Linked DNA regions of Homo sapiens: region 2 is linked to region 1. Evidence: chromatin loops called from intact Hi-C (ENCODE). Cell type or tissue: Caco-2. All regions are shown on one strand. Each heading gives the region's core, and the rest is flanking DNA. Links, peaks and the distances in the headings are about the cores only.

Region 1 (12,502 bases), core at 4,558-7,057:
TGCCCGGCCTGTTGTTTACTATTTTTGAACCTAGTGTCTTACCGTCATGTGTACTGAAAAAATACTATTTTCAATAAATACTGTTTCTTTTGTTCCTTCAATTTATTTTTCTCTTTACATTTCCATAGTAACAGTTATCTCAACATCTGGGGTCCGTGACTAAGACAGTGACTTTCTTATCCACTAGTGTATTCTCAGTACCTCAAGGAAGTATCTTTCATGTGGTAGCTGATCAATAAACATTTAGTTTATTAATGAATGAAAAGATGTGAGCAGTTGATGGAACTGGTCCTAAATCCATATTTTGTATAGAAAACTCTGCAGAAATGTCTCATTTGAATTTATTTGTTGATGCATACTGTGTTAAGTAGAGCATTATCCCAAAGAAATGACAGTGTCAAAATGGGATAAAAACCCCAAAGCAAAAGTCCCTACCAGTTTAAGGCTAGATGATGATGATGGTAAATACACCAGAAAAGAGCTCAGAGAAAGAGAAATTGAGGCACAGTCTATCATTCTCAAGTCACTGGATGGACAGGGATCTTCCTGGTTCTGTTTGCCTGAGTGAATTGGCTGCAACCCAGAAAGAACACTCAAAAATGTACTGAACAAGGTCGGGGGTGGTGGCTCATGTCTGTAATCCCAGCACTTTGGGAGGCTGAGCTGAGCAGATCACCTGAGGTCAGGAGTTCGAGACCATCCTGGCAAACATGGTGAAAGCCCATCTCTACTAAAAATACAAAAATTAGCCAGGTGTGATGGCAGGCACCTATAGTCCCAGCCACTCGGGAAACTGAGACACAAGAATTTCTTGAACCTGGGAGGTGGAGGTGGCAGTGAGCCAAGATTGTACCACTGCACTCTAGCCTGGTTGACAGAGTGAGACTCCATCTCAAAAAGACAAAAAAAAAAAAAAAAAAGTACTGAATGTAAAAGAATGAAATATATATTGAGAGAATTTGGGGTGAGGAAAACAAAGCCCCCAGAAAGAGCAATGCAAAACTTAAGATCCAAATTCATTTTATACCTACCTGTAGAGAACTTCTGAAGATTTGTTAAATCTACTAAACAGTAGATTTAACTGCAATCACTAGACAGTCAGAAAATTAGCTTCTTCAATAGGTACCATTTTTATCTTCGCTCAAAAAAATGAAATGTTCTTCTTGTTCACTTTATAGATTCCTGACTGCAAATTCAGCAGGTTAGTGTGCCAAGTTCCAAAATACAGCGATCATAATCATTCTCTATATTTGTATAACACCTTTGTTTGGATGGAAACACATATATGAATTTTACATTTATTATTACTTCCCCCTGTGGTAAGGCAATATTTTATTATTAATCACACTACATCACTTAGAAGTAAAGGAGAAAAAGAGTTACCAAAAATGGAAAGAAAGAGAAAAAAAAGACACTTGAAAAGGAAGCTCACCAGTGATTTTTGATAGCAAGGGCATTTGATCCCAAGAACACTCAATTTAATAAGCAATAATGTGATTAATCAGAAGCTCTGCATTTTAATTTTCAGGACACCACCAAATTCACTGTAATGTTAAATTATTATTTAACCAGGACATGTTGCATAGGTTAAATATGTAAGATCCTAAAGTCTTTAGGAAGATTAACTAAAATTTTGAACTTAAAATACCTCCTGTTATAGAATCATACGTCTTTTGATGGAAATTTTTCTCAAATTATTTAAATACGAGTAACATGTGGAGATTTTCAGGATTCCCAAAACAGCTAGTCATACATGTTCTCTTCATCTATAAACTGTTCTCATTAGTTATTTATATAGCCCATTCATGTTTTTATGGAAATAATAAATTCTCTAAGATTAATAATTTATAAATGCATTCAGGATATAAGAAAGAGATGAGCAGAATCTGGTAGTTTCCTTTTAGGTTCTACTAAAATAATAATCTTTCCATTACTGCATCTATGATTTCCCCTGTGTCCTTGGATTAAGCACCTATGCCATCCATCCCATTAAATCTCCCCCATATATCACTTCTTGACCCTTTCACTAACTCTGCTTGACTATTATAACTGCTAATTTATAACCTTGCCTTGCCCTTCTAATTTAAGATGTGATGAGTCACTGACATTAATTTCCCTCCAAAAGATTTTATTTATCTCTTCATTGATTGATTGACTGGTTGATTCAATAAAAGTGAGTAAATGCCTTTATGTTCATCAATAAGAAGGGAAGAAGATAAATGGGATACTATCCCTCTCCTCAAAAATTTCTTACTGTAGATTGAAGTCCTGCATATAAACATTGCCAGCAGAATTAAGTTAACTTCAATATACTGAATTTCTAGAAAGTATTCCTCCCTCAAAGGAAGGACAGTAGAATGTCTTCATCTGAGAAATGGCATTTGAGCTGAACCTTGAAGAACTAGTATGAATTTTCCAGGGGCAAGAGAATTTAACTAGAATATTCTGCTTAGACAAAAGCATGAACTAAGGCATCAAAGCTCAAATTTCACCTTGTCTGGGGATATCTGAAGTTTCTTCTCTGGTTGTTGGGACAAAAAGTGGGGTAATGAACACTATCTCTGATGAAGTTGCAAAGGTTTTTGCAAAAAATAATTCCAATGAATGTGTGATATAAAACATATACGCCAGCCTTCTAAGCCCCCTCACCCCAAACTACATGTTTACTTGCAATTTCCATTGTCTTCCTATGCACATTGCATAAAAATTATATTAATTAGGAGAAAGAGTTATCTTTTTGAAATCAATGTCCAAAATTTTACCCCAGACTAATATGCTTGTTTATGTGACACAGGAATCCCTGTCAAATTTCACATTTGGTTGTACAGTCTAAGAGTCAATATTTTAAGTACCACAGCAAAGTTACACATAGGAAGTTCCATATGTGGAAATGTGATGTGGTAAACTTCTTAACTGTGTTTCTTAAAAGTTTGTTGGGAAAAAAACACATGGATAGCCAAAATAACAACTGCAGCTACCATTTGTTGAGGTCCACATTAGGCATCATATGACTTAACAGTAAAACCTCAAATCCTCAAATCCTTTCTGAGATAGATATCATTAATTCCATATTTTTTAATTAAAAATAACTGAGGTTCTAAAGGTTGGAATTGACCTACATGACACAGCTCGCAAGAGACTAAGGCAAGATTTGGAGGATGTTCTGACTCCTTCTACTATGCACCAAGAGCTCACTGACTTTACTAGACACGTTTTTATGTGTTTGTAAGAATTACAAGCTGAGTTAAAGGCTTGTCAATACACATTTACTTTAATATATTATTCTCAGTCAGTTGACCAACATTTTTGGAGGATACTAACATTCATTCCAAATTTAGTATGTGCCTGGTTCTGTGATAGATAATGTTACCTCTTGGATACCATTTTATCTTTATGCCAGCCCTGTTTAAATAATACTGTCTTATTTCATTCTTAGGAAAGAAATCAAGCTCAGTGAATTTAAATATGACTACATACACCTGAAGCTGAAATTTGAAAATATGTAATTGAATGGATCTAGCTTCTGAAGCTAGATGACTCATGGCTAATGAGTAGGGAATCACCTGCATTGTTGGCCATTGAAACTCTTATATAAAGAAAGTACTTGTTTTTCAAGGATTGTATTTACATTCTCTATTTGAGAAAGTACTGACCTTTGATAATGAAAGACTGCAATTGTTATATTCTATTAAGGAACTTTAGTCAACAGTCTGGCTTACAACGGACTGGTAATATTTTATGAAGGAAATGTACCTGATTGCTCTTCTTTCTGTACTGAAAGTGGCACAGGACTTATAGTCAAAAACCCAGGACTGGCTGAAAGCAGTGGCTCATGCCTGTAATCCCAGCACTTTGTGAGGCTGAGGTGGGCAGATCACCTGAGGTCAGGAGTTAGAGACCAGCCTGGCCAACATATAAGGAAACCCCTTATCTACTAAAATAATACAAAAATTCACTGGGCATGGTGGTGCACACCTGTAGTCCCAACTATTCAGGAGGCTGAGGCAGGAGAATCGCTTGAACCAGGGAGGTGGAGTTTGCAGTGAGCCGAGATCGTGCCACTGCACTCCAGCCTGGGCGACAGAGCAATACTCCATTTCAAAAACAAAACAAAACAAAACAACAACAACAACAACAAAAACAGGACTGAGCTTTTATTTAGCTTACTGTTAATTATTACTAGCATTAATTAACCTCTTCAGGGTACTATTCACAACGTTACATGCTTTTATACTTTTTGTCATTTAATCTTCAAATTCAGGTTCCTTTGTATTGTGTCTTTCCATCCCCATTTTCCAAATACAGAACTGAAGAAGAGACGTGTTAGTAGCTTGTCTTAGGTAAGTTACCCATTGACAGGCCAAAAAATTTATTTCAAGCCTGTCCTTGGAGACCCCATTGCTGCATCTCAAAATATTCACGGTTACCTTGAGCAAGCCACTTAACTACTCCAACCTTTTGTTTCTCAACTTATAAATTGGTAATAATAATATCTGATCTGAAGCTAGAATGAAATGAGGTCATTCAAGAAAGAATGAAATCATGAAGGAAACAGTTAATATTATTATCAGATACAGAAGTTGTTAACAACAAATCTTGTCATCTCATCTTGTATGAGAGAGAGAAGGCAACAAGATGTGCCTCCGAAAACTTGAGAGTATCCTTCAGATTCTCCTACAAGAAAACTGCTGATGATGGAAGAACTCCACCTTCCATGAATCTGCTGCTGATTTAGGCATTAACGATGTGACTCAGGCCTATGAAAGAGGAGCAAGAAGCACTAAGACAGAGAGGCATGGAAATTCTCCCCTGGGCCCAGCACAATTGTATGGGATTTCCATGTGGATTTTAAGTCTCCTTTTATCTTCCATGACACATAAAGCATCTCCTGGACCTATCTCCTCTAAGACATGTAACCTGACCCACTAGATCACTATTTACCAAATTCCTAAAATCTGTGGTTAATTTGAAAAGAAAGTTATCTCGTGGTGGCACAATGGGACACAATGCTAAAAAGTCTACATATAGCATTTATATATAGCTCAAAGCCAGAAATTGAGCTATATTGTATCAGCACAATTAAGTGGTTATTATAACTTTTTTTAATAAAAGAAAGGCAGGGAATATCACAGAAGTGTGTCTAGAAGACAGGAAGGGGTGTTGTGGGACTTCCCAGTGTTGGTAATCGTCATGGTTCAAAAAATCCCCCAAAACTCATGTTAAAATTGTATTGCTAGCTGGGTGCAGTGGCTCACACCTGCAATCTCAGCACTATGGGAGGCCAAGGCAGGTGGATCACCTGAGGTCAGGAGTTTGAGACCAGCCTGGCCAACAGGGTGAAACTCCATCTCTACTAAAAATACTAAAAATACAAAAATTGCAACGCATGGTGGTGGGCACCTAGAGCCCCAGCTACTCGGGAGGCTGAGGCAGGAGAATCACTCGAGCCTGGGAGGCAGAGGTTGCAGTGAGCCAAGATCGCACCACTGCACTCCAGCCTGGGCAACAAGAGCAAAACTCCGTCTCAAAAGAAAAAAAAAACTTGTATTGCCATTGTTATAATATTAAAAGGTGGAACCTTTAAGAAGTGATTAGGCCATAAGGACTCAACTTACTTTTCCTTGAAGAAATCTAAAAAGGTATTTATCCAATATTCACTGCTGCTTCTCTGCTTTCACCACCCCCAGGCACTAGGGAGAGCTCTGCATCTTCTTCTAAGGTCTCAGTAAGATCACCAAACAGGTTCCCTCTGTGTGTGCACAGTGAAATCCAGTGCCTTTGCCTGGACATGCACAACTGACAAAGAATAGCCCAGTCATGCCTCAGACGGTCCTGTCTCCAGGGAGCGAATGAAGGCAAACCTGTCTAGCACTCCAGAAGACTTGCAAAACCCTGGGATCCTCCTGTAGCAGCGTCTAGAGGACTTGCCACTGGGGGCTGAAGGCTTCATTGGTCTTTTGCACCTCCCAGTTATCACTCTCCCATGGGAATCCTTCAGGTCCTGCTGCGGCAGGTGGGGTTTTGAGAAAGACGTTCATCTGGAGATTAGCCAGTACCCCAAGCATGTGCATACAGGTCAGGTGCTGTCTTCCAGCAATGGGTGGCTGGGAGACCAGATTATGTCAGCCTTCAGTGCCACATGCTGGGCCAGGTCCCGTGAAGCTCATCAGAACCATGTTTATCCACGCGATGTGGGGAAAAGGAAACTCAGTCTCACTTTCACAGCTTCTCCCACAGGTTTTGACAACACAGGAAATGGGAACATACGACATAACCGAAGTTACTTTTTGACTCAAAATATCAAGGGTTGGTGGGGTAATCCTGATGAAATGTCTTCTTTCAGGCCCCATATCCTTCCTGGTCTTCAAAGTGCCAGTCATTTTTCAGTGATTCTTGTCCTCTGCCATCCTTTCCCTGCCCCACTGTCCCCAGAATCACAGGAAACTCAGCACAGCAAATTCCACTTGTATCCTCTTTTTTCATTCATCCTCAGCTCAAATTTCACCCCTATTATCTATACACAATCTGGACACAATCTTTGCTTCTAGTCTCACCACATATGAAATACAGCAATGCTTTCATCCCTGCAGAAATCTTGCCATCTCCTTCTCATACTTCCATGTCATTGCCCACCCAGGCATGGCTCTCAGCTTGGAGTTCTATTCACCCTTATCTCCATGTTACAAATCTGGACCATCCTTCACACACATGTCAAATGCCAGCTTCTCTAAGATGACCTCTCAGATCCCCCAGATAAAAGTGGTCTTTCCTCCTTCTGCCCTCCAAGACTATAGTGTCTGTCTCCCTCATGCCACTTCCTTCTAGAAGAATGTGTTATAGTTAGTAGTTTAATTATTTTTATCTTCTATATTATAATATGCATTTCTGTTGGATAGGGAGCAAATGTGAACTTTGTGAAATGTTACATTGAACAGGTTGTTAGAAATCATCCTCTTATGTCCTGTCCACTAATAGATGAGAAGGCTGAGCTCTAAAGAGAGTATAGAGAGAGAACAAAAGCACAAGTGCTCCCTTCCCATTACTCATCAGTCTTCCTCTCCAGATCTCTGCATAGAAGACAAAGCATTGAACACATCATTTTGAACTTGTACGAGAACCCCGAGTGATTAACAAATTTCTATATGGGGTTTAGAATAAATGTCCTCTGTTCTGTACATATCACCCATTCCCCCATCAACACATATAGCACAAACACAAACAAGGCCAATTTCATTGCACCATCTAGGGTAATATTTTTGAATTTTAAATATCATTAAATCATCAATTGAGCACCTAGTTGTGCTAGTCACAGTATCTGTTGACTTTGGTTTATTAACCCATTCCCTCTTCCTGACAATTCAGCAATTAGAAGAATTATTTCTGTTTTATAGCTGAATAATCTGAAGTTTAGAAATACTAAACAAATAAGCAAAAATCAACTTACACATTCCATGAAACCCATCAATGTTTCAACTACTCCATTCATGAAAGCCGGTTTATTTTTACAGAATTAGGTGTATAAGAGATGCTAAATAATCGCAGCAAGGAAAATTTCAATATTTGTTGAAAAAGTAAATCAGATCAGCCTTCTCTGTGGTCTACATGCACAACAACATCTGGATAAAGTTAACAACCATTTTCCCCTCAAGTCTTGGAAGGGGGACATGCAAATCTGCGAGAGGATCACTCTGACAAGCTAGAGAGTATGGTATCCTATCTATAAATGCAAATGTGACTCTTCTGGAGATGCTGAATCAGATCAGCAGTTAATGAAATGAAGGACATTTGGAAATGCAGAAATGATGAGCATTACTTTGCTCAGAATATCATCATTAAGATCAATTTTTGGTTATTTATGCCTCTCTATTTCCTTCTTGGACTTCTCTGGAGTAATTCTCATTAACTATGTAATTGGTTGCTACGTCTCTTCTTAAGGTAGACAAGCAGACTGCTTCCTGGAAAGGCCATGATCCACTCATTCTTTCTATTCTTCAAGTTTTTGCCGATTTGGGGAGGTTGCGTCATTCCTATTTTAACTCAGATGGACACTCCATTGAAGAGAGAAAGCATTTGCTGCAAAGGGGAGGCTACTGCGTTGGAAAGAAAACTCATTTGACTTAGAATCAAAACACAAAGGAGACTGCATAGACTCTGGGTGACGGGCAAGTTGCTCGACATCTCTGAGCCTCGGCTTATTTGACTTTAAAATAGATGTTATGACGCTGACCTCCAAGGATATTTTGAAGGAAATGCTGTGAACATTACGTAAAGCAGTGCTATCTAATATAAATATACAAGCCACGAATGAAATCTTACATTTTCTAGTGGCTGAATTAATTTAAAACCAGCTAACTTGATTTTAATAATATACTTTATTTATTCTAATATATAGCCAAAATATGATCACTTCAGTGTACAATCATGAAAATATTAAGTTCCATTTCCAAGATCCTTCCAGAGGTGTCTGTTGTAATTGGTGGTGATCTGAATTTAGTGCTTTCTACAATCTTAGTGGCATTGTCACACAGAGGTTTGAGATTGAACTTCGACCAAGTCAACACAAAAAATGGATGCCCTCAATCTTCTGCCTTTTCCAGTGCGGCTGATCCCTTTCATGTTGACTCCAAATGTAATTGTGTTTCTCTCTTTTTCATCTGAAGGCCTCCCTGTGGTGGTTTTGACATTTTTTTCAGTTATGATTTCACTTAAAAGTAAAAACAAAACAAGTATACAACAAGAGAAAAACATCTAGGAAGAGCTGGAATTAGGCAACACCTTCTGAAGCACAGCAGCATGTGTGACGGGAAAGGAAGGTAGACACTGGCAGGGAAATTATTCTGCAAACTTTACCTTGTGAGAAAAGTCCCCAAAACTTTTTTTTTCTTTTTTTTTTTTTGCCACCCAGAAACAGCCTTGCAGGCAACAGGAATTCTTCTACATTTAGGCAAGAGATTAACCAGGTTTTTCTAATTAACGCTTCGCTATTGAAAAAATGTATTAACCTTTACAAGATTTTCTTCCAAAATATACAAAGAGAACCTGGTGGCTTTGGGGGAGGGTGACATAGTGATGGGGCATAAAGCACTTCCCACCAAGCTAGCAAATCACTGTTTCAGTCAGGAAGACAAGAGAGTTCCACGGCAGGCAGAAAACACTAACACAGTCCCAACATGGAGGTCAGACACACTGAAAAATCTCAAATTTTTTCTCAGATTTTAAAAAGTTGAGCTGCTTGATTTGGCGAATCCAAATTGCATTTGCTGTCTCTGTAAGGGTCATATGAAATGTTCAGCTCACTTTATTTTAAATTATGAATAGAGGACATAATGCTTTCTTCAAGAAATGAAGTAAATTTTAAATGAAAGACAACTTTCAAATCCAAATTATAGTCAAATTGAGATGGGCAGTGGGGGAGGGCATGGGGGCAGATAGTAGAGAAAAGGAATGACCCAGGGACAGACAGACAGTAAGAAAGAGATAGCAGAAGGTGTTTTCGTACACATAGGTTTATATTTAATTATGTTTATTATTATTTGAATGCAGTATTTGCATTATGTGTTTCATACATGTTTATATTTATTATTTGTATGTATGTTTACATTTATATTTACACATGTATGTATATATTACATGTATATACATATGTGCATGTGTTTATATATGCATACATGCATGGGTATGCATGTATATACATGCATACATATATGCATAAATATAAATATAAACATACATGCAAATAATAAACATGATTAAATATAAATATACACACATACCAACTTTTTTCAGCCTTCTAGAGGGATAGAGGGATGGGTCTGTAAGGTAATAGGAGAGATTCAGGTTCAAAAACAGAGAATGCTGTTCTCACCTTCTCGCTGCCCAGAAGGCCCACGTTAATGCCCCTCTTTGCAAATTTCCACTCCCTTCAGGTCTCAGCAAAAGTTTCTTTCTGCATAAAATTTGCCTGATTTGCCCCCACTCCAAAATGGCTCCCTTGTCTATCACCCTTATTATCTCATACACGAAAGTGGTTTCTTAACAGTTACCACATTCCATGGAAACAGACACTCTTCATAGCAAATTGCACTATTATTTTTTGTAACCCTGAGAAAGAAAATCCCCACCAATTAAACTATGAAATAATGCTTTCTTATCATTTAAAAGTAGTATTTTAAACTTACTGAAAGAGGCTTTAGACTTATTTAGAGCTAGAAGAAATGACAAAAGGAATGGCTGTGGGTGACCATGTCCGTGATGGTGCAGGTCACCATAGCCACCTGACTGCTTGCATTTTTAAAAACAGCATTAATTGTAAGATTTTAATTTTAGACATATTAAAATGTAGATCAATATTGTCTCAAAATTGACAAAACGTGGTATTTTTCTGCTGTAATAAAATAGATTCTGAGCTTCCTGAGAGTATGGTTAGCGTGTTTGTCATACATACTACAAATTTATCCCTACAGTTCCTTAAAAATGCTGCTTACAAGGCATCATGATGTAGTGGAAATCTAGGCTTTGGAGCCACTCACTATCTGAGTCCTTTAAGCAAAGTCTACTTAATAGTGCTAATATGTAGTTAGCTGAAACAATGTACCTACATAATTTAATTCAACGCCTGTCACATGGTAGTCACTCAAAAATTATTAGCTTGTTGAAAAAACTGAATTGACAATAGAACTCAGCTGGGAGGGGGGAAATCATCTTTCTTTTCACCCTTCTCCTGTCACCATGTCTTGATATTTCTGAGGCTGAGCTGCTGAAGAGCTTGTTCCCAAGGGCATGTAGAAGGATAATGGGGTAAATTAGTCAGGCTCGAGCAATCCCTAGATAAACTTTAAACCCAAGGCCACAGGTGCCTTGTGGCTCTTTTGATCTCATGGAAAGGAAGAACAGAATATGCAGTAAACATAAACTATCCGTTGAAGCTTCCAAGGTCTGTGGACAAGAGTCCAGCAGTGTCCAGTGGCAAAAACAGGACCAGAGGAAGTTACACAGAAGGGTAAGGAACAAATAAAGGTCACTTTCCTGGCTTAAAAATAAAAAATCTCCAGCTGTCCTGATGTGATCCAATTTAACGAGGTGTAGAAATCCAGAGCTCTTTGAAATTTTAAAGCAATTACAACACAAATGACTCCAAAGCAGGACGATCTTATTATGGTGAGGCCATAAAATGCTAACTTCAGAATGTCAGGAAAGCAGAACTGTTCTTTGCTGGCATGTCAGAATATATGGGAAGTTTGTGGAATTGTCAGCACCTGATTATTCTTGGAGGCTTGTTTATTGCACCAAATGCAGGATTTCTTTTGGGACTGTTTTTATTATTATTACCAAGGATGGTGGGCACCTGTTTCTATGCATTCTGAAAAGTTTATTTCTGCATGGTGCATAGTTCAATGGAGGGAAAAACAATGACATTAGAGAATTGTATTTTCTGTTGATACATTGGGCTAAATTGGCTTATGAAAACACCTATCAGCTGCCCCACCCTTCAGGTGGTTGCACTAATAAGGTGGTTCGCAAAGTGTGGTCCTTAGCAGGATCAGCATCATATGGGAACTTATTTTAAAAAACAGACAATTGGCCTCACCCCAGATGTACTGAATTAGAAACACTGAGGGTGGCACCAAGCAATCAGTGTTTAAAAAAAAAAAAAAAAAAATCCCCTTCCCCCCCAGGGGATTCTGATGCCTGCTCAAGTTTGGGAACTACTGTATTAATGCATCCACAGTAAGACCAGCCTGATTACCAGACCCCTAAGCCTGCTTTGTTTAAATGAGGAACAGGCTCTTGGTTCCTCCACAGATGTCCAGTTTCTCCCTGGGGTCTAAATTTACCCCTGACTTCAAATGGGATTTAGGGATTTCTGGTGCATGATATCAAAACCAAGATTGTGTTTTTGCAGAAGAAAGAAGCCTCCTCAGTCACCCAGGGCCATTTAGAAAATGTTGCTGGAATAGGTAATATAAAAGTTCATAATAAAACATAACCTGAACTGTTTAAAGAGAATATTCTTCAGGAATTGTAGTGTTGTTCTGGTAACAGAATCTCTAACTTATGCCCTGTCTGAGATTCCCTTCTGATATCCAGACTAGAGTTTCTGTTGCTGTAAAGTTGGGAACTCCTTTCTCTTTGCAATTTATCTTCCAAATCCAAAACAGAACCACACGAAATTAGATAGGACTCGGCCCTAAGATACCGAGCTGTAGCCGCCCCTTGCACCTGGCCCTCTGAGGCTGTCTGATGCACCTGTGAGTGTTGCTCATGGCTGCCCATGAGTGTCCCACACCCAGACACTGGGTGCCGTTGTCACCCCCTGAGGACCCTCCCGGATGATACAGCTCACTTGAAAGACCATTTGTTTTCTGTCATTCACAGATATCATTTCTGTTATCTGTGGATAATGTGTTCTGCCTTTGAGAGCACATGCTCTGGTGTGACCTCTCCTCTCTCAGGTCTGTATTCAAGGCAGGAGTTAGTACTCAAGGCAGGAATTAGTCTGAAT
Region 2 (12,502 bases), core at 4,031-6,530, 66 kb after region 1:
TTATTTCAACCAAAGTCAACTGCCTAACTCCAGATTTCTGACATTTTTATTCTTGTGTTCCTCAAACATAAATGTGTATTAGAATATCCAGGAGGGATTATTAAACCATAGATTATGGGCTCTATTCCCCGGGTTTCTAACTTAGGGCCCAAGAGTTTAGACTTCTCACTCATTCCCAAGTAATGCTGCTGGTATAGACAACACACACTTTGAGAAGCATTGTTCTGCTGGAGGATGCTATAAAAGACCAAGGCTTATCATTCAGTGTTAGCCCCTTGTTCTACCCCAGATCCAACAATTCAAAGGAGGAACAGCCTGGAATCATCATTGGAATGATTAATCTCAATAAGAACTGCTAGAGGGTTTTGGAAATATGCATAAATTATGAGTTGTATTAAACAGTTCACAAGGCTGGGCACGGCGGCTAATGCCTGTTAATTCCAGCACTTTGGGAGGCCAAGGCGGGTGGATCAGGAGGTCAAGAGATCGAGACCATCCTGGCCAACATGGTGAAACTCCGTCTCTACTACAACTACAAAAATTAGCTGAGTGTGGTGGTGCACATCTATAGTTCCAGCTACTCGGGAGGCTGAGGCAGGAGAATCACTTGAACCCAGGAGGCGGAGGTTGCAGTGAGCTGAGATCATGCCACTGCACTCCAGCCTGGCAACAGAGCGAGACTCCTCCTCAAAAACAAACAAACAAACAGCAATTAAAAAAAAAACAAAACAGTTCACACTAAAATGTATGTATCACTCTTTTTGGTTGAGTAGATTCCAGGAACCTGAGAGATGGAGGGGGAGAGAGAGAGAAAATGAGAGAGAGAGAGAGAGAGAGATTGAGATTCAAAGATCTGATGGAAAGGGGCTGAAAACAGAGAAATTAGAGACAAAGACGCAGGAGCTGTGGAGAGGGGGCAATTGAGTGCCTTGGTGTGTGCATGCATGGTGAGCTAGAGAGTGTCCAAAGCACAGGCCTTGCAATCTAATCAGAGAGCCATTGGAAGCCCAGGGACTTTCCAGGAGTAATACAGGCCAAATCGTATTTTTGAATCAGAATGAAAAACCATTACAAAGAATGGGGTATGTTACCATTGGGTCAAGTGGCTGTATTTCTATTTTGGAACTAATCTAGCATAGTAGGGAGTGTTGATGTTTATCTAACATCTAGTTGCCCTCTACTTGCCTGCTCCCAGAATCCTTACTCTATTCAAACAGAACTGTATCCAGACCCCATTCTCAGCATAAATCATGATTTATCTAATAGGGATTGTTCTGGTAGTAAGAACATATCTCCTAGCCCGAGAGACAAAACCAGTCTACAAGGTGACTTTTGGAAATTATTTTCCTTTGTGATAAAAGAAATGGTTATATGAGAAAAATATGCCATTCCTTCTTTAGACTTTGTTGTGTGAGAACTTGATGCTTAGATTCACAGCGGTCATCTGGTAAACCTGAGGGGAAGACTACTGACAGCTAAAGGCAGTGATTTCAAGGGAAGGAGACAGTTGAGTACTTGAACTACCTACCTCCAAATTTCATGTTAAATGGGACAATTAAATGCTGTGTTTCTTCATTTGTTTTTTCTTATGGTTTAAGAAACTAATTATTGCAACTGGGAAATGAGATGTGATCTTTCACTGTACTTAGCAAAACTGAGGCCAATTCTATCAATGACTGCAGTGTTTATGCCATGAAGCAAGACAATTTTGTATAACGTTTGAGAATATGTTCAACTTTCTAAATTAAAAATGTGACCATTCTACTCCTCTAATTAAACCCTTCAATTAAATGCCACATAGGATTGAGTCCAGGTTCCTATAAAGACTTTCACTTTCTACCCTAGGTTTCCAGCCTGTTTTCTTCCCACTGGCTGCCTCCCACTTTATGCTTCAGTCATTCCAAATATCTTGTTCTTGCTCACAAATCTATTGTGCAATCAGTGCCTTGTGATGTCTTGTGCATTTCCCCACCTATATTACATTCTCCTTCCCTTCCTTTCACATCCTCATCTGGATAACTCCAACTAATCACTCTAGCCTGACATAAGACCTCATCCAGGAAGCCTTCCCTAATGCTCCTTATACAAAATTATAGGCCAGCCTCTGTGTTCCCACTGTACCCCTGCCTTAACTCTCACTGATGTATTCATCATATAGTATTAAGATAACCCACTAATATGCATGCCTTCTTTATTACACTAGATGGTCTTTAAGGAAAGGTGCAATAGTTTTAATTTTGTATTTTGAGTGCCTAGACAAATAATTGGCCCTTATAGAAAAAAATCTAGATTAATATTTTAAACACCTATCATGACAACATATTCTGCTGCTGGTAGCTTGAAATAAGAGACCCTTTAATCTATAAGTAACACTGAAAACCCATGATTTACACATGACTGTGATTACTATTACTTCTCCAGCTGTCACTAACAGATGAAGGATTATCCAGAGGTAGAAGGAAACCAGGAGGTTGATTTAAATTGTTTCCACTGGCATTCAAAATATTTGACCCTTCCAAAATGAATGTTAATAAGAATAATATTACCTGTTATTATAATGTGTATTGTAGTTCACAAAGCACTTTGTAGGTGCTTTATATTATATAATATTCACAATAACCCCAGATATAACTATTCTATTTGGGATATATGAAAGATCAGAATCCCTATATAGTCTTAAAAATTACAGATGATGCCTAAGAGATTTCGTTATATGGAGTGTCTCCATCAATAACTACTGTATTGCAAAAACTAAATTATTTTCATTTAAAATAACCATAAACCCATTTTATGTTAATGTATTTTATAAAAATTACTGTTTTACAAGCAAATATGATTGAGAAGATGGCCATTATTTTACATTTTTGGTAAATCTCTTTAAGACTTGGCTTAAAAGAAGACTGATGGATTCTCACATTTGCTTTTGCATTCAATTTTTGTGCAGTATTATGTGTCATGTAGTCTCTGGGAAACTCCACTGTACACTTATGAGAGACAGAGAATAGAATTGGCAAGTAATGTCAGTGTTAGTGTGAATATAGTTTTTACTTTGCTTGCAGATCCTCTGAAAGAAACTGAAGAGAGACCCTCAGGAACCTCATAACCACACTTTGAGTCTAACTGCTAGGTTAGACTAACCACAGATTACATGACTTACAGAAGTCAAACAACTAATGAATGCCTGACCTAGGATGTGAAAATGAACCATTTACTATCAAGCCAGGGGCTGAGTTACAGGTCTTGTATTAGCATGTTTAAAAGTGTGGTGCTTATATCTGATGTGACAATTAGGTGGTTATTAACCAATAGCTAATCCAGAAACATAGTCAAACTGTTTTTACCAGTACATCAGCTAAAGTGATAGTGTGGCATGAGATTGAATTTGGCTCAGTCAACTGAGGTTGAGGTTGAAGTATTTCTGACATGCATGGGATTGGTTGTGATGCACAGGTGAAATTAGGCAGAGGTCAGGTCTACCATTTCCTGTGAAGTTGAGGGTTTTTAGTGGAGCCACTGGTTGGTTGGTTTCTAAAATATAGAAATTGAGAATGAGGTTCCAGTAAGAAAATATTGATTAGAATCCAAGGAATTCCATATGCACTGATTATGCAGGTATTTTAATTGAATTGTTCTCAAACATAAGGAGAAAACCCTAAAGCGGTAATAATTTAAATCTCAAAAGAAATCTCTCTGAAATGGTCTCTAAGGCATTATGCCATCATGTATATAATGCCTTAGATGAAACAGTAAACCTTTCATTCATTCTAAACTTGTCTAGAAAAAAAAAACATAGTTAAGACAAACATGTAGAGGACAGAGAGCTTAGATTAGGATATTTGATTTGTGCTCATATTTATTTCGATTTGGATACAATCTTAAGTCAAAACATGTAAGCTTATTTTAATTAATTCTATTGGCCAGCCAACACAATTAATGTTCATTATTTCAGTAAATATTTCAATGACAAACACAGTCAGGGAAAAGGAAAATCCCTGAGGATTTTAAAATAGGTAAAAATACAGTTTATCTAGCCAAGACTGATCATTACAATAACCTTGGTTGGGGAGGAGAGGGATAAGGAATGAAAGCTTGTTTTGAGAAGAGGGTAACCTCAGCTAATTCCTGAATGATGAATAGAAGTTATCCAGATGAAGAAAAATTGAACATATTTACACAATCCATATGTGTCATGATAAATAATGAATGTTTGACATAATGTGATCTCATTAAAATTTAATAACATAATAGCTTCAATACTTTTGGCCCCCATTTTAGAATTGGCAAAAAAAAAATGAAAACATACCAGCATTGTCTAAAGTGATGCATTTCGCAAATGGAATGATTAGTATTTGAACATAGTCTGAGTTCAAAGCACTTCAATAAGGCACACCAAGATGGCATGACACAGTGTGGGGATACCTGGCATATTCACTGCAAGACAGTGAGCATATATCCAGGAAAAATTGTAAATGGCAAAGGATTAGAAGATACCACTGAAGAGGTGGGTAGGACTAGATCTCTGAGGTGACAGGAAATTCCTCCTGTAAGAATGTGGGTGGCTACCTTTGCATTTTAGAAAGGGCTTTCATGTAGATAGCAACACATTGCCAGGAGATAGTTTAAATCTAAAATTTAGTGTTGGAAAATGCTCAGAGATCTCAAAAGCAACAAATTAAATTTGTAAACACAAACAAGTAAAAGATTATTCCAATGCTCTGTTCAAACAACAAAGGGAAAAACTGTGTGTTAACAAAAGACCAATGAGATCTGCAAAAGCAAAACAACTTTATTATTTTCTTTTTATTATTATTATTTTAAATATTTGTGGGTACATAGTACGTGTATATGTTTCTGGGGTACTCGAGATGTTTTGATACAGGCGTGCAATATGAAACAAGCACATCGTGGAGAATTGGGTGTCTTTCCCTTCAAGCATTTATCTTTTGAGTTACAAACAATCCAATCACATTCTTTAACTTATTTTAAAATATTCAATTAAGTTGTTATTAACTACAGTCAACCTACAACTTTATTTTCTAAAAGCAATCTGCAGATTGCGGAGATGAAAGTGCACTTTGAAGAGGGTCTGGAATGCAGGAGATTATGAAGGTAAAAACTGCAGGGCAGGGAAGGGGAGGCAGGGGAATGAGGAACAGAGTCTGGACCAGATGACCTTTAAGCCCCATATCATCAGTCTTTCTTGATTGGCTGGTTCCAGGTGGTCAGCTGGTTGGCTCCAGGTGACTTGCTAGCGGTCAGCTGGGAAATTTCCAGCTGCAGTACTTTTCAGGAACTGTTCTTTGACTCAGTTGCAGAAAAACAGGTTCTGCAACACTTTCTAAGGACACAACAGAATGTGACTGCCCTCTCACCCTGCCATGGCCTCTTGGTTCTGCTTGTAACTTTTGAGCCACAGGGAATCCATCTTGTCTGCTAACTGGAGGCACAATTTGAAATGTTCTTCTGATCCACGTTCTCAATTTGTAAATCCACGTTTTTAATGTTTTATAATTATGGTTTGGACGGAGCTATAAAAAGTTGAAAGAGACTCTCAGCTATTTATCAGAGCTTTCCCTTTATGATAAGCACTCTAGGGAGAGGCTCATCCTAATTTGAAATAAAGTTAAGATCAGTTGTTCCAAAGGCATCCCCACTGCAAAATATGCTAACTTAACCAAAGCCCTGCATGTTGCTAAGTCAGGTTCATGAAACTGGCCCATACCTGCTGTAATAACTTCTTTAGGAGGGAAAAGCCACAATGGCAAAAGGCAATAACAACTCAAAAAACAAACAAAAAAAAACCCAAAAAACTAGTGGGGTTTTCATAGGAAGAGTAAAGCAGTGAGGTTAATCGCAGCAATAGGGTCAATCCAAGCTTCAAATGTAAGTACAAAGTTGTAAATAAAGAAGAAATACTCAAGTATCAAAGATGCCAATATTTGGGGGTGTTAAACTTGAACTATTATAGCAAATGAAAGCTCAGAATAATGTAAAGAAAACCAATATGGAGCAAGAATTAATGGTTAAAAGTGTGTGGAGAATCCCAATGTGCTTATATGAGATACCCCAAGTAAGGGTGATTTTCACATTTTCTACTATTTCTATGCCTTGGACAGATTCTGTATATCATGTGGTTTTTCAAGAAGGCCAATGCTAAACACTGAGCCATAATTTGGCTGTGGTCAGCATTATATAGAAAACAGACCAGGCTACACAAATATTCACAATCCCAGAATTAGATTATTTTCTCACCTTTTAACCACACGGTATTTACACATTGTTAAGGTTAGAAAATCATGCCCTAATATATGGTGCTTTGACGTGATGAACTAAAGGAGCAAATGTAGAGAGCCTCAAGGTCTCTCTGATCCCATCCCTCAATTCTCTCAATCCTTTGTCTCTCCCAAAGCACAGGATGAAGCTCTTCTCTGAGGTTCCCTTATTTACCTAGAAACTGGACTCCCAAAGAGGAACAGAATCGCCTTCCATCCCCTCCCAGAAACCTCATTACCAATAGCAAGAAAGAAGATTGAGGAATGCAACCACACATGGATGGACTTTCACCAGATGATGTCTTCCTTTCAGTCTCATTCCAATTATAAAGATAATTATTTACAAGTTAATTTCTGTCTCCTGATGTCCATTTATTCTTCCTAGTAATCATTTATCCTTCTAAAGAATTGAGCACATTTCCCCTACTTCCATCTCCCTATTGAAGTGGGTATATAAACATCAAACATTTGGCCTTTTCTTTGAGATTTTATATCATGTGTGACTCCTGTGCATAGATGTATATGTGATAAAGTTGTTATGCTTTTCTCTTGTTAATCTGTCTTGTTAAAGTGGTGTCATAGAGAAAGAGATCACCTTCTTTCTGCCCCTACAATATAAAAGAAAGATTTTTTTCTATCATATGAGAGAAATTAGATATAAAACCCTGACAGCAAAGAACACACCTATCACCCAGATCTTGGTTTCTAACATATTCTCCAATAAAAGGAGCCAGGACTACATGGAAAAATGGTTAATTCTAAGATTGGGACAGAAAACATACACAATGAGCCTGGGATACATGCCAGAAAATAAGTACTAAAAGGAGGAGAGAGAGAGAGAGAGAGAGAGAGAGAGAAAGGAAAACCCATATTGACGGCAGTATGTCAAAAGGACACAGGAGTCAACTGAATGAACTCCCAAGCACCAAGGTTAGAACAATTTGAGCAACCAAATAAAGCCGTATTGTATTATCACACAAAGTATAAAATAAATACACATGGGTTTGTACTAGTATAAATAAAATATTGAATAAATTAATAAATGAATGAAGGGAAAAAGACAAATCTCCCATGTAGAAAAATTCCATGTAATTTATGTAAATATTCTGTCCACTTCTTAAGTATGGATTGGGTGTAGTTACTAATTTCCAATGAATTTAGCATGAAAAGGAGGAATGCAAGGAAAAAAACATGATAATGGAGACACCTGACAAAGGCTACCTCAACCAAGTGATCAATGTTATCATTAACAATAATGGTATGGGTCAAGTGAGGTGGCTCATCCCTGTAACCCCAGAACGTTGGGAGGCAAAGGTAGGAGGAGACTTTGAGGCCAGGAGTTTAAGACCAGACTGGACAACATAGCAAGACCTGTCTCTACAAAAAAAATTTAAAATGAGCTGGGCCTGGACCTAGGAGGCTGAGGTGAGAAGATGACTTGAGCCTAGGAGTTTGAGGCTGCAGTGAGCTATGAGCATCCCACCACACTCTAGCCTGTGTAGCAGAGTAAGACCCTGTCTCTTATAAAACAGAAAAAAAATTAGTGTGTACGCTTGATATTATGAGATGAAAATACTCACGCTTGATATTATGGGATAAAAATACTTAACCCCTTTTCACTTCCTTCCCAAAATCCACAACTCCAGTCAAAGCATGAGAAAAAAAATAGACTTTCCAATTGAGTGATATTCTACCAAATATTCCTTAAAACTATCAAGGTCATTAAAACCAAGGGAAACACAAAAAACTGTCACAGCCAAGAGCAACCTAAGGAGACATGAATAAATGCAATGATGGTAGCTTGGATGAGATCCTGGAACAAAAAAAGAATATTAAATAAAAACTAAGGTAGTCTAAATAAAATATGGACTTTAGTCAATAGCAATATGTCAATATTGGTTCATTAATTGCAACAAATGTACCGTATAAATACTGTTAATAATTGGGAAAACTAGAGTTTTTCTGTAAATCCCAAACTGTCCTAAACATATTATTTAAAAACAAAAAAAAAGAGAAATTTTTTTCCCACTCACACAAAATACCAATGTTAACTTTCCTTTCTCCTTCCACCTCGTTTTTTGCCACATGCAGATAGGAATTTGGTGGAGTTCACAGCTATAAAGGAAGTATAGATTTTGTCAGTCTCTTGCCAATTTAGTTTTGTAGACTGAATAATTCTCCAGCAATTAAAATACATTTAAAACAGATTGTACTTTTAATGTAAATTTAGGGTACAGAACAAGAATATGAAGTCATCAAGAAACAAAAGAAAGGAGAAGGGCACACCCCAGCTAACTCAGAGCTGCCACTAGAAGAAAAAGGAAATTTCCTATATTTCTACTCCTAATTCGCTCCTCCCTTGTATTCCACTCTCTACCGAAGCTTCAACAGGATACAGCCCCCTAAATCTCACCATCAAAAGCTGAAGGATAGAGCAATTAATAATGGAGAAGTCATCAAGTACTTTAAAAGGCAGGCACTCCACCGGCCTCCTACATTAGGCATGGTTAGATTGTCACAACTCCTTATTTGCTGTAGGCAACATATAAGGAAAAGAGGCGTGTGGTTACCCCCAGATTCTGTAATCACTCCAAATCTTAGAGGAGACTCTCTGGCCAGAAGAAAACAATAGAGTGTCTTCACTACAGAAGATAGAGTCTATATTATCATTGAAACTGGTCTTTCCAGATATTTATAAATATAAACCAATTACAACAATAACACAATATTCAAGAAATATAGAAAGCAGCAGCCGCTCAAAAGACAAAAGGGAAAGGTAAGCTTAACATATAAAACATTAAAATGCCAGACATTAATAAAATTTAAGTAGATATTGGATTAATTAAAATAATAGCTTGGCAGGTCTGAAAAGGAGGAAACAAACAGAATCATGGGATAGAGTTCTTGAAAATAACAGAGTTTGTTTGCAAAATCAATAAACTCCCAATACATACCAGAATGTACATTGGCATTTAGAAAACCAGTGCAAACTCCTCAAATGTGGCAAAAAGAAAAATGAAGGAAACTATGAGAAAAGATGAGACTTAGTTGATACACTTATTTATTCTTTTTTTTTTTTTTGAGACAGAGTTTCACTCCGTCACCCAGATTGGAATGTGGTGGTGTAATCGCCCAGTTATTTTTCTTTTTATTTTTTGTAGAGACAGAGTCTCACCATGTTGCCCAGACTGGTCTCGAACTCCCAAGCACAAGTGATCCTCCCGCCTCAGCCTTGCAAAGTGCTGGAATTACGGTCCTGAGCCACAATGCCTGGCCAGTTGATACATTTAGGGAAGTCATTACTGATATAATATGACAATGTAAGAAGAGAATGGAGATATTCTTGGATTAAGATGATGAATAGGAGGCAGAAGTAGCTTGCAGCCCCGGCTCAGACAGACAGAGCAGCGTGTGGAGACTCACATCGTGAACTTTTGCTCCAAGAACTACCTCAGGAACACACCAGGAAAGCTGAGAGAATCCACAACCCTTTGAAGAAACTGAATTACTGCTGCAGGCTCTCGGAGATGCCAAAAAACTGTGAGTTGGCTTGCTTTCTCAACGGCGAGGCTTGTGGTCTGGTGCAAGTTCTCAGCTCTGATCTCCAGCTTCCTGGAAATAGACTCAGTGCTGTTGCAGGGGCACAGTGGGAGTGAGACCAGCCTTTAGGCACATAGTCATCAGGTTATCTAAAGTCAAGATGAAGGAAAAAATCTTAAGAGCTGTGAGGCAAGAACATCAGGTAACCTATAAAGGAAAACTTATCAAGTTAACAGCAGATTTCTCAGCAGAAACTCTACAGCTAGAAGGAATTGGGATCCAATTTTTAGCTTCCTTAAACAAAACAATTATCAGCCAGGAATTTTGTATCCAGTGAAATCAAGGTTCATAAATGAAAGAAAGATATAGTCATTTCCAGGCAAACAAATGCTGGGAGAATTCGTCACCATAAAGCCAACACTACAAGAACTGCTAAAAGGAGCTCTAAATCTTGAAGTAAATCCTCAAAATACATCAAAGTAGAACATTGTGGAAAACACTATGGCTATTCCTCAAATAACTAAAAACAGAGTTACCATTCAACCCAGCAACCCCACTACTGTGTATACACCTAAAAGAATATATATCATTCTACCACAAAGACACATGCACACATATGTTCATTGCAGCATTATTCACAACAGCAAAGACATGGAATCAACCTAAATGCCCATCAGCAGTAGACTGGATAAAGAAAATATGGTCCTTATATACCATGGAATACTACACAGCCATAAAAAGAACAAGATCATGTCCTTTGCAGGAACATGGATGGAACTGGAGGCCATTATCCTTAGCAAACTAACTCAGGAACAGAAAATTAAATACTACATGTTCTCAGTTATAAGTGTGAGCTAAGTAATGAGAAAACACAGATAGAAAAGGAGGAACAACAGACACTAGTGCCTACTTGAGAGTGGAGGATGGGAAAAGGGAGAGGTACCAAAAACAAAAAACTAGGACACTATGCTTAGTACTTGGGTGATGAAATCATCTGCACACCAAACCCCCAAGTCATGAGTTTACCTATTTCACAAGCCTGCACATGTACCCCTGAATCTAAAATAAGCGCTTAAATATTTAAAAATAAAATAAAACTTAAAAGTGCATACCATCTTTACTTTCAATACATCTGCCCACAGAATTCCTACTCAGGACCAGCTACATAATTTGTGGCACCCAGTGCAAAATAAATATCCAGAGGCCCTCACTAAAATTGTCAAGAATTCAAGACAGCAGAGCATTAAACCAAGAGTGCGAGCCTTCTAAGCAAGGAGCAAGAGTGTGAGCCTTCTGAGCAAGGAGCCCTGTGGAACATGAAGGTTGCCCTTTCTGCTGAACAACTCTTCAGGGCTCAATTCAAATTCCACCTCTTCAATGAACTCTCCCTGGTACTCTAGTTGGCATAAATCTCTTCCTCCTCTGATACCCATAAAACCTAGCTCATTCTGTCTTGAGTTCTGAATAATTGTGAACACAAGTGCTACCCTAATTGTACCACAGGTCTTAAAGAAGCTTTCATCTGAAGCATGTGTATATCACATGGTGTTTGGCATATTGTCTCACACATAACAAGAGCTGAAAAATGTTGATCAAAACTGAATATCAAAAATCATTGCTTCAATTGCAATAAACACCAAAGGGCCATAAGAATGACTTAGACAGCCTTTGCATTTTGGCATCAAAAGACTAACAATTAAACTTCAACTTCCCATTGGCTGATATGTAATTTTAAATAATTAATTTAAACTCATTCAGTTGTAAAATCTTTATCTGTAAAATAACAACTGCTTTACAAGGTTGACAGTAGGTACTTAATGTATTTATTAATAAAGCAGAAGAAAAAGTGCTAGAAAGCACTTTATAAACTCAAAAATGATTTGCAAGCCCATGATATCTATAGCAGTTATTTTCAAAGGGAGTTTAAATCACAAAATTCTCCAGAATCTTTCAGTAAGACTTGATCACAAATTATTACTTTTTAGTAATAATTCCAGTTAATACTAACAGATTTGCTTTTTTCCTAAGACAATTTCAATCATAAATGTATGTAGTTATGTATTGATTAAGATTTCTTAATTGTAGATAAAATTCATTCTAACCATTGCAGGTGAAATTAAAACGGTATTGCATGAAATTTCCAGGAGGTCCAGGGAACTAAGGTTAAATGTTACACAATAAGGAACAATGCAGCTAGAAACATTGTATCAAGAAAAATGCCCAGTCTAACCACGGGATTGTTGTAGCGAAAGATTTTTGTCAGGCTCCGTTTTATCATCAATGATGCTAAGGCTCAAATCCCAGAGACTCCTGATCCAGAAGTACTGAATGCCTCTATCACCACGTTTTTGAAAGCTATGATCAGCTGGGGGATTACTGCTCCCATCTCATATTGCTCATTTCCACCCTAAGACTTCAGTGTGTGTAGCTCCTTGACAGAACCACAGTCACAAACGTAAGCATGGCTGGGTAGAAATACTTGTGAAACATTCAAATTCTTGGCCCTAATTTTCAGGGATTCTAGTTCAGTTAGACGTGTGTGAAGTCTAGGGTCTACTTTGTTAGGAACAGCCCTGCACAATTCTAAAGCATCTAGTCTGGCCATATATATATTCAGAGATCACAGCTAAGGCACTGCACCAAGGAACATCACTTGCATGGTCGGAATCTCAACTGAAAAATGTAACAAA

The links. Peaks named below come from ENCODE experiments on the same cell type or tissue, not always from the same donor. Only the 100,000 strongest peaks of a DNase experiment are listed, where the experiment ranks them.
Region 2: it touches region 1 in a loop (8-fold over the local background); 1 of 110 quality-filtered maps calls a loop at or near these places.

Annotation. Positions count from the first base shown.
Region 1 is chr2:14,282,435-14,294,936 of GRCh38, forward strand. The region is part of intron 2 of LINC00276 (long intergenic non-protein coding RNA 276); the gene reads right to left. Among named protein-coding and RNA genes, the nearest start is that of LINC00276, 110 kb to the right of the region's middle. In Caco-2, for the core only: no CTCF peak of the experiment used is centred there; a DNase peak (open chromatin) is centred at 5,817.
Region 2 is chr2:14,349,121-14,361,622 of GRCh38, forward strand. All of the region lies in intron 1 of LINC00276 (long intergenic non-protein coding RNA 276), which reads right to left. Among named protein-coding and RNA genes, the nearest start is that of LINC00276, 46 kb to the right of the region's middle. In Caco-2, for the core only: no CTCF peak of the experiment used is centred there; a DNase peak (open chromatin) is centred at 5,321.